2 separate regions of the Homo sapiens genome follow, and region 1 is linked to region 2. Evidence: chromatin contacts called from ENCODE Hi-C or POLR2A ChIA-PET data. All regions are on one chromosome and are shown on one strand. The core of a region is the stretch at or near the end of the contact, and the rest is flanking DNA. Distances in the headings are between cores, read along the strand shown.

Region 1 (5,142 bases), core at 453-2,952, 40 kb before region 2:
CAGGTCACACAGCAATGCAGCTCAGGAGTGCCTGGGAGCACAAAGCTGGTTAGTGACCTTGGAACCCATGCCCTAGGCACCAACCCCACCCAATCATCCCTTTGTCCCTTTTCTTTCCCCTCCCCCACCCTTCCAGATGCCATAAAAAGAAGCCATTCTCATTTTTCTCACTCAACCTGCTTTCATTATTTGTTTGCTTTGTGGTTCTTTTCTGTTGAACACGCATATTATGCTGACTGCCTTCATACTCTTAATAGAAAGAGAAACGCCCAACAGTGAGGTCTTCCCATGAGTGAGATCTCGAGCTATGCCACATGCTTCTTGTGTTTTATACATCTCATCCTCCTCACAACCCTATTTAGTGGGTACAATTAGGAGACCCCATTTTGTAGTAGCTTGGGGCATAAGCCTCTTGTTCACCCTGCTATGAGATCTGTTTTCGCAAAGCAGGGGACCTCCTCTCTCATTAACCCTCCAGCAACTCCAAAAGTCAAGAATGAAGGAATGATCGTTATCTCCCTCATGGAGATGAAGGGAAAGGGCCCAGAGAGGTCGCCAGACTTGCCTACGATCACCCAGCTGAAACCTAACCTCAAGTCCACCACCCACTTAGCTCTGTCTTTTTTTTTTTTTGAGACCAAGTTTCACTCTTGCTGCCCAGGCTGGAGTGCAATGGCGCGACCTTGGCTCACAGCAACTTCTGCCTCCCAGGTTCAAGCCATTCTCCTGCCTCAGCTTCCGGAGTAGCTGGGATTACAGGCATGTGCCACCACGCCCAGGTAATTTTGTGGTTTTAGTAGAGGTGGGGTTTCTCCATGTTGGCCAGGCTGGTCTCGAACTCCTGACCTCAGGGGATCCGCCCACCTCAGCCTCCCAAAGTGCTGAGATTACAGGCTTGAGCCACCACACCCAGCCTCAGCTCTGTCTTTTTAAAAATTATTTTTTATTCCTTTCTGGTCTTAAAAAGTGCCAGGTAAGTTGCTGTTCTCGATCCCCCAGGCTCTCTTCATGCCAGTGTTTTCTTCCCTGTGAAACTGCCCCCAGCCAGCCCCCACCTAGATGGACTAAAAAAGTAGAAGGTATTTTAGTTAAACACAAGCCTCTCCACTTCCCTTCCTTGGGGCCCCACACTGCTCCCCCGGCTCTGACTCACTCAGCAGCCTCCAGGAAAGAAAGGCAGACAGATTTTGATATTTTCTCTTCCTTACACGCTCGATGGTGCTAACAGATTCCATCTCCCCAAACTGGAGAACACTGTCTAGACACGGTTAGAGGTAGAATGGAGGGACAGATATGAAGAATCTGAGAATTGGAGAATTTCCATACACAAAGATCCCAACCAGAGTTCTAAGGCTCCAGAATCCCACCCAGAATCAGGGCCATTGGCCTTTTGGGAGAGCAGCTGTGACCTCTGGAAACCCTGATTGAGGATACATATGTAATAGCCAGGACATGAGACACAGAACAATGACAGGATTCAAAGGACAGAGAGAAAATTCTCTGGCAGAACTCACAGGCACTCTCCATGCCCTTGGACACTCCAGCCCTCAAGCTTGGGTCAAGCATGGGCCCCACTTACCCAAGCTGGCAGGCCCTGGGTCAGGGGGTGTGACTGCCGGGAAAAGCCAGTAGTGTCACATGTCATCATGAATGGGGCTGTCCACACACTTCCATGGCAGAAACAAGAAGGGGGAAAGAAGACTCGTCCCAGCAGGCTGAGTTTCAGCAGGTCTAAGGAGACACAGGATGACAGCCTCAGTTCCGGAGTTCTGGCAGTATGGGAACAGACGGCACAAAAGCTTTCAAGCTCCAAATGCATCCGCTGGCATCTACTCCAGCTTGTAAAACGTATGCTCCTTTTGGCTTTTCGATTTTGTAGCCTTATATGTACGTGTGCATAAATAGTGCTGAGCCCACAGTACGTGCTCAATAAAAATCTTCCCTGTTCTCTGATACATTTATTAAGCACCTACGGTGTGTACAAAGATGAGCATGAAACATCCCCTGCAACCATGCAACTCACAGTCTTCTGTAAGAAACACACATACACACACAAGCAATTACAACTGGGTAACAAATGTCACTTTTTAAATGCAGGATGTGGGGGCAAATAGGACTGATTGCCTAGAATTGGAACTGGTGGTCCTGCATAACTCACTTGACTTAGAGGAGGTAGCTACTGAGCATTCGAGGTGCTGACTCACTTGGTAGCTGCTACCAAGTGATGTGCTTCACTTGGTAGCTGCTACCAAGTGATGTGCTTCACTTGGTAGCTACATTAGCGGTATTTGGACATTGTACCTCTTTGAAGCCCTCCAAATGCCTCCTCAGGGCCTTTGCACATGCTATGCCTGTTCTCTGGGACAACCATCTTGCTCACACACAGACACAGACCACAGTTCACACATCTCTGTCTCCCTTCAACCCGGTACAACCCCCTCCTACCTGTTCACAGAGCACCACATACACTCGGAGGCTTGGCAGGACTTAGCATAGCTACACTGTTACATTTAATACGACATCATCCTTCACATCAGCCTCTCCCATTCAATGGTAAGCCCCGCCAGAGGACACCCCAAATCCCTAGTGGCTAGCACAGCAGCCTGGCACATAAAAGCACCAGATACATGATTACTGAATAGAGAAATAAATCATTGCTGAGTTAATAAGTAAATGAATGAAGAAATATTCTTCTGCCCCTGCTGCCCACTCTCTAAGATGCTAAATAAGTCCAGATACCATGAGTCTCATGCCAAATGACTCTAAGCAATCTGGGACATAAGATGAGTTACTCTAGCTGTGGCTGTGGCTACTGAATGACAGAATCAAAAAGCTGTGAAGTGCTCAGCCAGAGGCTCAATCCACCAATCCTCACCCAGGGACCCCTATCAGTTTCACAAGCCAGAGGCTCAATCTACCAACCCTCACCCAAAGACCTCTATCAGTTTCACTGGGCCACACAGAGGAGCTCCACCCCGAGGGCAGGCACCTGCTACATCCACATTAACCTCACACTGTCACACCAGCTCACCTGCCCAAATGTGGAATGAATGCTTCTCTGCATGGATTTTCCTGGGAAAAGAGTCACCAAGAGCAACTGTTTGCTGAATTAGGATCAATGGTACACAAATGTCACCCCACTTTGGGAACCTTGAACCCACCTCAGGGACTATACTGCATGGAAGTAAAAGGAGAAGGACAAGATAAATTAAGTCCCTTGGTCCACGCTCCTCTACACCAAACAGTGCCTCTGTGACCCGTCATCTGCTTTGTATCTTGAACTGCCTCTCAAGTTACCATTGCAAATGCCTAGCAGATGTCTGATATGTAAACACAGTTGCACAAATGAGTCAATGAATGAATTAATAAATCAATGAACAAAGAAAAGTAAAAGGAGTTTTTTGGGATTTTTTTTTTTTGAAACAGAGTTTCACTCTGTCACCCAGGCTGGAGTGCAATGGCGTGATCTCAGCTCACTGCAACCTCTGCCTCCCAGGTTCGAGCAATTCTCCCGCCTCAGCCTCCTGAGTAGCTGGGACTACAGGTGCATGCCACCACACCTGCCTGATTTTTATATTTTTGGTAGAGACGGGGTTTCACTATGTTGGCCAGGCTGGTCTTGAAATCCTGACTTTGTGATCCGCCCGCCTCGGCCTTCCAAAGTGCTGGGATTGAGCCACCGCACCCGGCCTAGTAAAAGGAGTTTTTAAACCACCATAGTAGATGGCTCCGTAATATTTTAAAGTCCTAGCCAAACCTAGAAACCTATGATTCTCAGGTTTTCATTTAACCTGCTGTAAAATACAGGGAAACCAATTTAACTGTATGCTTTGAAGTCTTCTTTTAAATGTTATCACATATGTTACACTTGATTTAAGAGATGTTAGCCTCTTTGAAAACCTTTCTGAAGCCCACTCACGGAGAGGCTAGATGCTGTTTATTCTTGGGGTGGACATGTCCACTATTTTTTATTTATTTTATTTTTTATTTTTATATTTTTAGACAGTCTCACTTTGTAGCCCAGGCTGGAGTCCAGTGGCACAATCTCGGCTCACTGCAAACTCCACCTTCCAGGTTCAAGTGATTCTCGTGCCTTAACCTCCGTGAAGCTGGGATTACAGGCACCTACCACCACATCTGGCTGTTTATTTATTTAGAGACAGAGTCTCGGTGTGTCACGCAGGCTAGAGTGCAATGGCACTATCTCAGCTCATTGCAACCTCCGCCTCCCAGGTTCAAGTGATTCTCCTGCCACAGCCTCCCAAGTAGCTGGGACTACAGGCACCCAGCACCACACCCAGCTAATTTTTTTTTGTATTTTTAGTAGAGACGGGGTTTCACCGTGTTAGCCAGGATGGTCTGGATCTCCTGACTTCGTAATCCGTCCGCCTCGGCCTCCCAAAGTGCTGGGATTACAGGCGTGAGCCACCGCGCCCGGCCTCGGCCTCTTTTTTAAACAGTGTATTAGCTGACCATTATGACCAAAGCCAAGTCAACAAGACCTCCCCAGAGAAAGAAGGGAAACCAAGTCTGAGCCACCTCTAGTTTCATATGTATGTAAATTATCATGGAGGGCAGCACGGTGAACAGATGGAGAACAAAGGCATCCATCTGGGAAGGTCAGGAGGCTGTGGCAGGACCGTGAGAGAGGGGACATCAGGCTGACCCCAGGCAGTGGGCTAGCAATGAGTGTTTCTCTACTGTTGCTGAACTTGCCAAGTCCACAAGCTTGATCTCCCCAAGCTTAATTTGCAAAGTGCAAGATTCCCATTTTCTGCTATTTCATGCAGGAAAAAAAATCATTTGTCTGAGAAGGGGGTCACCCAAGAGCAACAGGTGCTGAAATTCAACAGGAGTCATTCGAAAGCATTCATTTGTCCACTCTTGTGACCCTACTTCTGCCAATGCTCACTGCCTCCCTCCCAAGCACCAGGTTCTGTACTTGGTGCTGGGGACACAGCCACTGAGCTTGAAGCCTCACAAGAGAGAAGGGAAGAAAAGCACTTCCATTCAAAACCAAACAGTTTGGCAGCTTTTCTCCCAGATTCAGAGGTGTTGATTCATTCTAACAGCTGTTTAAGATCTTTCATAATTACACCCTTAAATTCGATCTGAGAGCTTATCAGTCATTTATTCAGTCGT
Region 2 (5,824 bases), core at 792-3,291:
CCCGCCCAGGCAGGAGTCTTGACAGTCCTGTGATGCTGCAGATGGACCCCCTGCAGGGCAGAGAGCTCTGGAGATGTGTGGAGAGAAGGCAGACATGACAGGGGTCAGAGACTACAAGGCTGGGCTCAAATCCAGGTTCTACTTCAGAAAGTCATTCTCCTTCCCCATGTCTCAGTATCCTCAATTGCAAAGCAGACATAATATGCCCAATCTAGCAGGAGTCTATCAGACTAGCTGTCATTTAGCCAGGATTGGTGGTGCACACCTGTAATCCCTGCTACTCTGGAGGTTGAGGTGGGAGCATTGCTTAGGGCCAGGCTGGGCAATACAGCAAGACCCCACCTCTACAAAAAATAAAATAATTAGCCAGGTGTGGTGGCATGTGCCTGTAGTCTCAGTTACTCAGGAGGCTGAGGCAGGAAAGAAGGTCACTTGAGCCCAGGAGTTTGAGGCTGCAGTGAGCTATGATCACACCATGGCACTCCAGACTGGGCAACAGAGTGAGACTCCATCTCAAAAAATAATAATAGGCCAGGCGCAGTGGCTCACACCTGTAATCCCAGCACTTTGAGAGGCCGAGGCGGGTGGATCACGAGGTCAGGAGATCGAGAACATCCTGGCTAACACGGTGAAACCCCGTCTCTACTGAAAAATACAAAAAATTAGCCGGGCATGGTGGCAGGCGCCTGTAGTCCCAGCTACTCCAGAGGCTGAGACAGGAGAATGACGTGAACCTGGGAGGCAGAGCTTGCAGTGAGCCGAGTTTGCACCACTACACTCTAGCCTGGGCAACAGGGCGAGACTCTGTCTCAGAAAAAAAAAAAAAAATAATAATAATAATAAATAAATCATTGGAAAAAAATCAAAAGAACAGTATTTCATGACACATGAAAAATCATATAAAAATCAAATGTGTGTGTCTATACATAAGTTGTGATTGCAGTCAAACCACAGCCACACCCACTTGTTTACATCCTGTCTGGGCTGCTTGTGCAGTAAACGGCGGAGGTCAGCAGGTGTGACAGAGGTCTTATGGCCTGCAAAGCTGAAAATATTTACTATCTGGTCCTCTACAGGAGAAGCTGGCCGACCCCTGCTTTAGGCTGTGACCTCCAGAGGGCAAGGGGCTTTGTCCTTCATTTCTATGGATGCTCCCTAGTGCCTGAAAGGGGTCAGGGCCTTGACAGATGATCAGATAACAAATGGTGGATAATTACCATGAGGCCCTGCCCCCAGCATAGAGCTGTGCATCAAGCTTGTGATGGATGGATGGATGGATGGGTGGGTGGGTGGATGGATGGATGGATGGGTGGGTGGATGGGTGGATGGGTGGGTGGATGGGTGGGTGGGTGGATGGGTGGGTGGGTGGTTGGGTGGGTGAATGAAATGAATAGGCAGTTCTCTGTATCCATGGGTTCTACATCTATGGATTCAATTAATCACTGATTGAAAATATTCAGGAAAAAAATAAGGATGGTTGCATCAGTATTGAACAGGTACAGAGTTTTTTTTTCTTGTCATATTCCATAAACAATGTAGATAGTAACTACTTACATGGTATCTACATTGTATTAACTATCATAATTAATCTTGAGCTGATTTAAAGCATCTGGGAGGATATGTATAGGTTACATGCAAATACTACACCATTTTATATCAGGGATTTGAGCTTCTGGGGATTTTGGTATCCCGTAACCCAGTCTCCCACAGATACCGAGGGAAGACTGACTACATAGGGAAGATGCTCTGGTTGAAGCCACAAGCGTCATCCCTTAGGGTGGCCAAACGCCCCTCCAGAGTCACAAACCAGAATCTGACATCCCTTGGGCAGGCACCTCTCCAAGAGCGCCAGACTGGCCTTGACATTCCATGAGCCCAGAACTCTAAAGAGAGGACGTGATTCATCTGAGATAAGTCCTTTCACTAGGAGAGGAAGGAAACCCATGTTCAGATCCGGGACCAAATTTAACTCCTGTCTTTCACACGTCCCCATCCCCCATAACACACACACGCACACAAGTCCCAACCCAGCAGTCAGGAGACAGCATCGGCACTTACTGACTCAGCTTCCTCCCGAAGGGTTACCCCACAACCCTCGCAAAACACAGTTGGAGAAAAATCCTCAATGGGAAGGGGCTATTCCAGAGGGAGAGGTTTCTCCTGGTGTTGGAGAACAGAGTAGTTCCTCCCTCTCATTCTGTTTCTCTCTCTCTCTCTCTCCCCTCACCATACACACACACACACACACACATACACACACACACTCACACACTCTCTCTCTCTCTCCCCCTCTCCCTCCCTCTCTTCCTCCCTCAAAAGGCGCTGAGACAAAGAGGGAACTAAAGAAACAAGAGACAGAAAGGCTAGGCGCGCTGGCTCACGCCTGTAATCCCAGCACTTTGGGAGGCCGAGGTGGGCGGATAATGAGCTCAGGAGATCGAGACCATCCTGGCTAACCCGGTGAAACCCCATCTTTACTAAAAATACAAAAAATTAGCCGGGCGCGGTGGCGGGCGCCTGTAGTCCCAGCTACTCGGGAGGCTGAGGCAGGAGAATGGCGTGAACCCGGGAGGCGGAGCTTGCAGTGAGCCGAGATCGCACCACTGCACTCCAGCCTGGGTGACAGAGCGAGACTCTGTCTCGAAAAAAAAAAAAGAAAGAAACAAAACACAGCAGGAAATAACGGCCTTTCACTCCACAGGGAATTTCAGATCCAGCCAACAAGCCCATCTCTTAGGAGGATATTAGCATCCTCAATACCTCGGAGACAGCACCTAATTTACGTTTTAAATCCCAGTGTGGGAAAATTGATATGTTCCCAGTTTGGAATGTGAATAGAGATGTTTTATCTGAATAGAGATATATTTTTACTTCCCAATAAGAAGAAAGCTCTTTTCCACATGAATATATATCCAAAAAATCAGAGAGACAGCAGCTCCGTGCTTCTGGAACAGTTGGAATTATCCTGCCATTTCATCTGGGCCCGGGGCCTAGGATACTATAACAACCCTCCAACATGCTCCTTGGTGGACACAGGTCAGCGTTTATTGCTGTTTGCCTGCTTTTTTTTTTTTTTTTTTTTTTTTTGAGACGTAGTCTAGCTCTGTCGCCAGGCTGGAGTGCAATGACACGATCTCGGCTCACCGCAACCTCCGCCTCCAGGGTTCACGCAATTCTCCTGCCTCAGCTTCCCGAGTAGCTGGGGTTGCAGGCACATGCCGCCAAGCCCATCTAATTTTTTTGCATTTTTAGTAGAGATGGGGTTTCACCATGTTGACCAGGATGGTCTCAATCTCCCGACCTCATGATCCGCCCACCTCGGCCTCCCAAAGTTTTACCTGCTTTTTCTCCTCTGCTCCTGAGCTTTGTCCTGAATGGGAAGACTCACAGCAGCTCACACATATAAGGGAATTAATTCCACGCTTATTAAGTTGCTGAAGCTGCCTCATCCCTTGCCCAGTAGCTAAACCGTCTCTTGACTGGGCAGATGATGCATTACCTTCACCAACAGGTGTAAAATCAGTGCTCCCTGTCCTGGGCTATTTCCCGTGCCCTGGACACCCAGCTATATTTGAGGATGGTCCTTTGCCTCCAGGTGTGTTGAGAACTTACAAGACTGAAGATGTTAGCTGAGGCCTTGAGCTTTCTTTCCCCTAGCTGTGTGACCCTAAGAAAACTGCTTAACCTCTCTGGGCCTGCATTTCCTCAAGAGATAAAAGTACTGCCCTACCTATCTGCAAAGGATTTGAGGCTTAGAACACTGGAGGGATGTCAGTGTGCTTGGGGGTAACCCTTAAGGCATGTACCCTCAGTCACTGTCATGCCCCTTCCTAATTAAGTGACTTTCTTCCAAAAGGGAATGCAACCACATAATGTCCCTGCTTAAGCCCCTGAGAGGCATTTAGAGTTAAATCCAAACACCGGCCAGGCGCGGTTGCTCACACCTGTAATCCTAGCACTTTGGGAGGCCGAGGCGGGCAGATCACCTGAGGTCGGGAGTTCGAGACCAGCCTGACCAACATGGAGACACCCCATCTCTACTAAAAACACAAAGTTAGCTGGGCGTGGTGGTGCATGCCTGTAATCCCAGCTACTTGGGAGGCTGAGGCAGGAGAATTGCTTGAATCCAGGAGGCGGAGGTTGTGGTGAGCCGAGATCGCACCATTGCACTCCAGCCTGGGCAACAAGAGTGAAACTCTGTCTCAAAAAAAAAAAAAAAAAAAAATTCCAAACACCTTTCCATGGCCCCATACCCCAGGCCCCCAGACCCCCAGCTTCAGCCCCCACCGCACAGTCACACAGGCCTCTGTGCCGCACTCCTGCCAGAAAGCCCTAGCGCAAGCTGTTCCCTCTGCTTCAAACAACCGCACCTTGAACCACCCCCGCCCCCCCACCATACACACATCCTTTAAGTCTGAGCTTTAATGGCCCTTCTTCAGTGTAATGGGAGAAAAACTGTCTCCCCAAAATTCAGGTCCACCTGTAATCTCAGAATGCGACCTTCTTTGGAAATAGGGTCCTTGTAGATGTAATTAGTTAGGTCTGAATGAGGTCACTCTGCATTAGGGTGGACCCTAATCCAATGACTAGTGTCCTTATAAAAAAAGAACACACAGACATACAGCTAGAAGCCAAAAAACGCCAACAATTGCCGGAAGCCACTGGAAGCTGAAGAAGAAAGGAGGGATTCTCTTTTACAGCCTTTGAAGCAGTGTGGCTCTGAGGACACTATTAGCCTCAAGAAAGTCGGAAAACACAGTGCTGTTGTTTTGAAACCACCCAGATTGTGATAATTTGTTAAGGTGCACTCAGAAAAGCACAAGCCGAAGCTCAGCTAAAGTTCATCCCCCATTTTCTTCAAAGCATCCTGGTCTTCTTTCTCCCTCCTGCCAGGTCTGCCTCTCCCTCCAGCCCACAGACCCCAAGAGAGAAGGGATCTCAGCTGCAGGGTTCCCTGTAGCCCCCAGCACAGAGCCTGGCCCACAGCAGGTGTCAGAGGAGTACTTTCCAAATGAATTCAACAGATGCCTGGAAGGAAGCTCAGAAAGGCCAAGGGACTCATCCAAGGTCACACAGCAGGTTGAAGCAGGCCAGGGAAACCAGCACCCAGGCCACTGGCCTCCCTATGAGTGATTCAAGGAGCCAAGACGCTGGCACTCATCCTGCAAGGACTTGGGTCCGGCAGGAGAAGCTCCCTCTCCCTCCCAATTCCCAACTTCCAGGCCTGTGCCCTCTGGGATCTGTGCCCAGCCAACACCACGACCTTGGCAGGGACCATCCCAGCTCAGTGACCCTGGAGATAAAAGCCTCTTGGGTCCTCCTGAGGTTCTGGGGCTGCTGTGGGGCAAGGGATGCCCTAGACTCAAGTTACCCCAGCACCCACAGGGCAAATGCCAGTGACCAGCAAAGGCCGCTCAAGAAACAGGCCCTCACCCATGCAGACCCACAACCCTGCACCCACCTGGCTCCTGCCTCACACACCCTCATTCCCTAGCTCTGCATTGATGAGTGTGGGAGGCACACAGTCCAGAGAATGGACATTAAATAGCACTGACTCACGGAAGAAAAGTGATTCCAGCCAGGAGAAGGTCTCCATGAGGTGCCAGCCTGTCTTTAACACTTCCGCGACACTTGCTAATCACGCTTTTTAGCAAAGAGAGAGTAAGGCCACTTCTAGCCCAAAAACCTGCAGTGAAAGCGGCATTTATTTAGTGGGAACTTGATGACACTGTTTGATTTCCTTTGCCTGTATTTCTTAAGTAATCTACTTATAACCAGCATCGCTGGTGTTATCAATTGACAGTAATAATACATAGAATTATTT

The links. Hi-C counts contacts between places; a loop is a spot of excess contacts on that map. ChIA-PET counts read pairs that join two places held with the same protein, here RNA polymerase II (POLR2A). Pooled maps may share reads with other maps.
Region 1: a map of endothelial cell of umbilical vein shows a loop between it and region 2 (6-fold over the local background). The contact joins two enhancer-like sites. A Hi-C loop is called at or near these places in 23 of 168 maps with a recorded cell type or tissue (CD4-positive, alpha-beta T cell, HCT116, MCF 10A and 14 more) and 15 of 50 pooled maps. POLR2A ChIA-PET finds 5 or more read pairs at or near these places in 15 of 52 experiments (A549, Caco-2, H1 and 12 more).

What each region holds. Positions count from the first base shown.
Region 1 is chr22:25,022,222-25,027,363 of GRCh38, reverse strand. It overlaps KIAA1671, which reads right to left. Exons shown (of 13, transcript NM_001145206.2): 2 at 1,580-1,731. Among named protein-coding and RNA genes, the nearest start is that of KIAA1671, 72 kb to the right of the region's middle. RefSeq lists an enhancer at 217-1,416. Within about 2 kb of position 1,702, at least 12 of the 41 ENCODE cell types and tissues checked have a DNase peak (open chromatin) inside an H3K27ac peak, as active enhancers do; they include endothelial cell of umbilical vein, heart right ventricle and left ventricle myocardium inferior, where a contact is called at or near this core.
Region 2 is chr22:24,982,176-24,987,999 of GRCh38, reverse strand. The region is part of intron 1 of KIAA1671; the gene reads right to left. Among named protein-coding and RNA genes, the nearest start is that of KIAA1671, 32 kb to the right of the region's middle. Within about 2 kb of position 2,041, at least 9 of the 41 ENCODE cell types and tissues checked have a DNase peak (open chromatin) inside an H3K27ac peak, as active enhancers do; they include endothelial cell of umbilical vein, heart right ventricle and left ventricle myocardium inferior, where a contact is called at or near this core.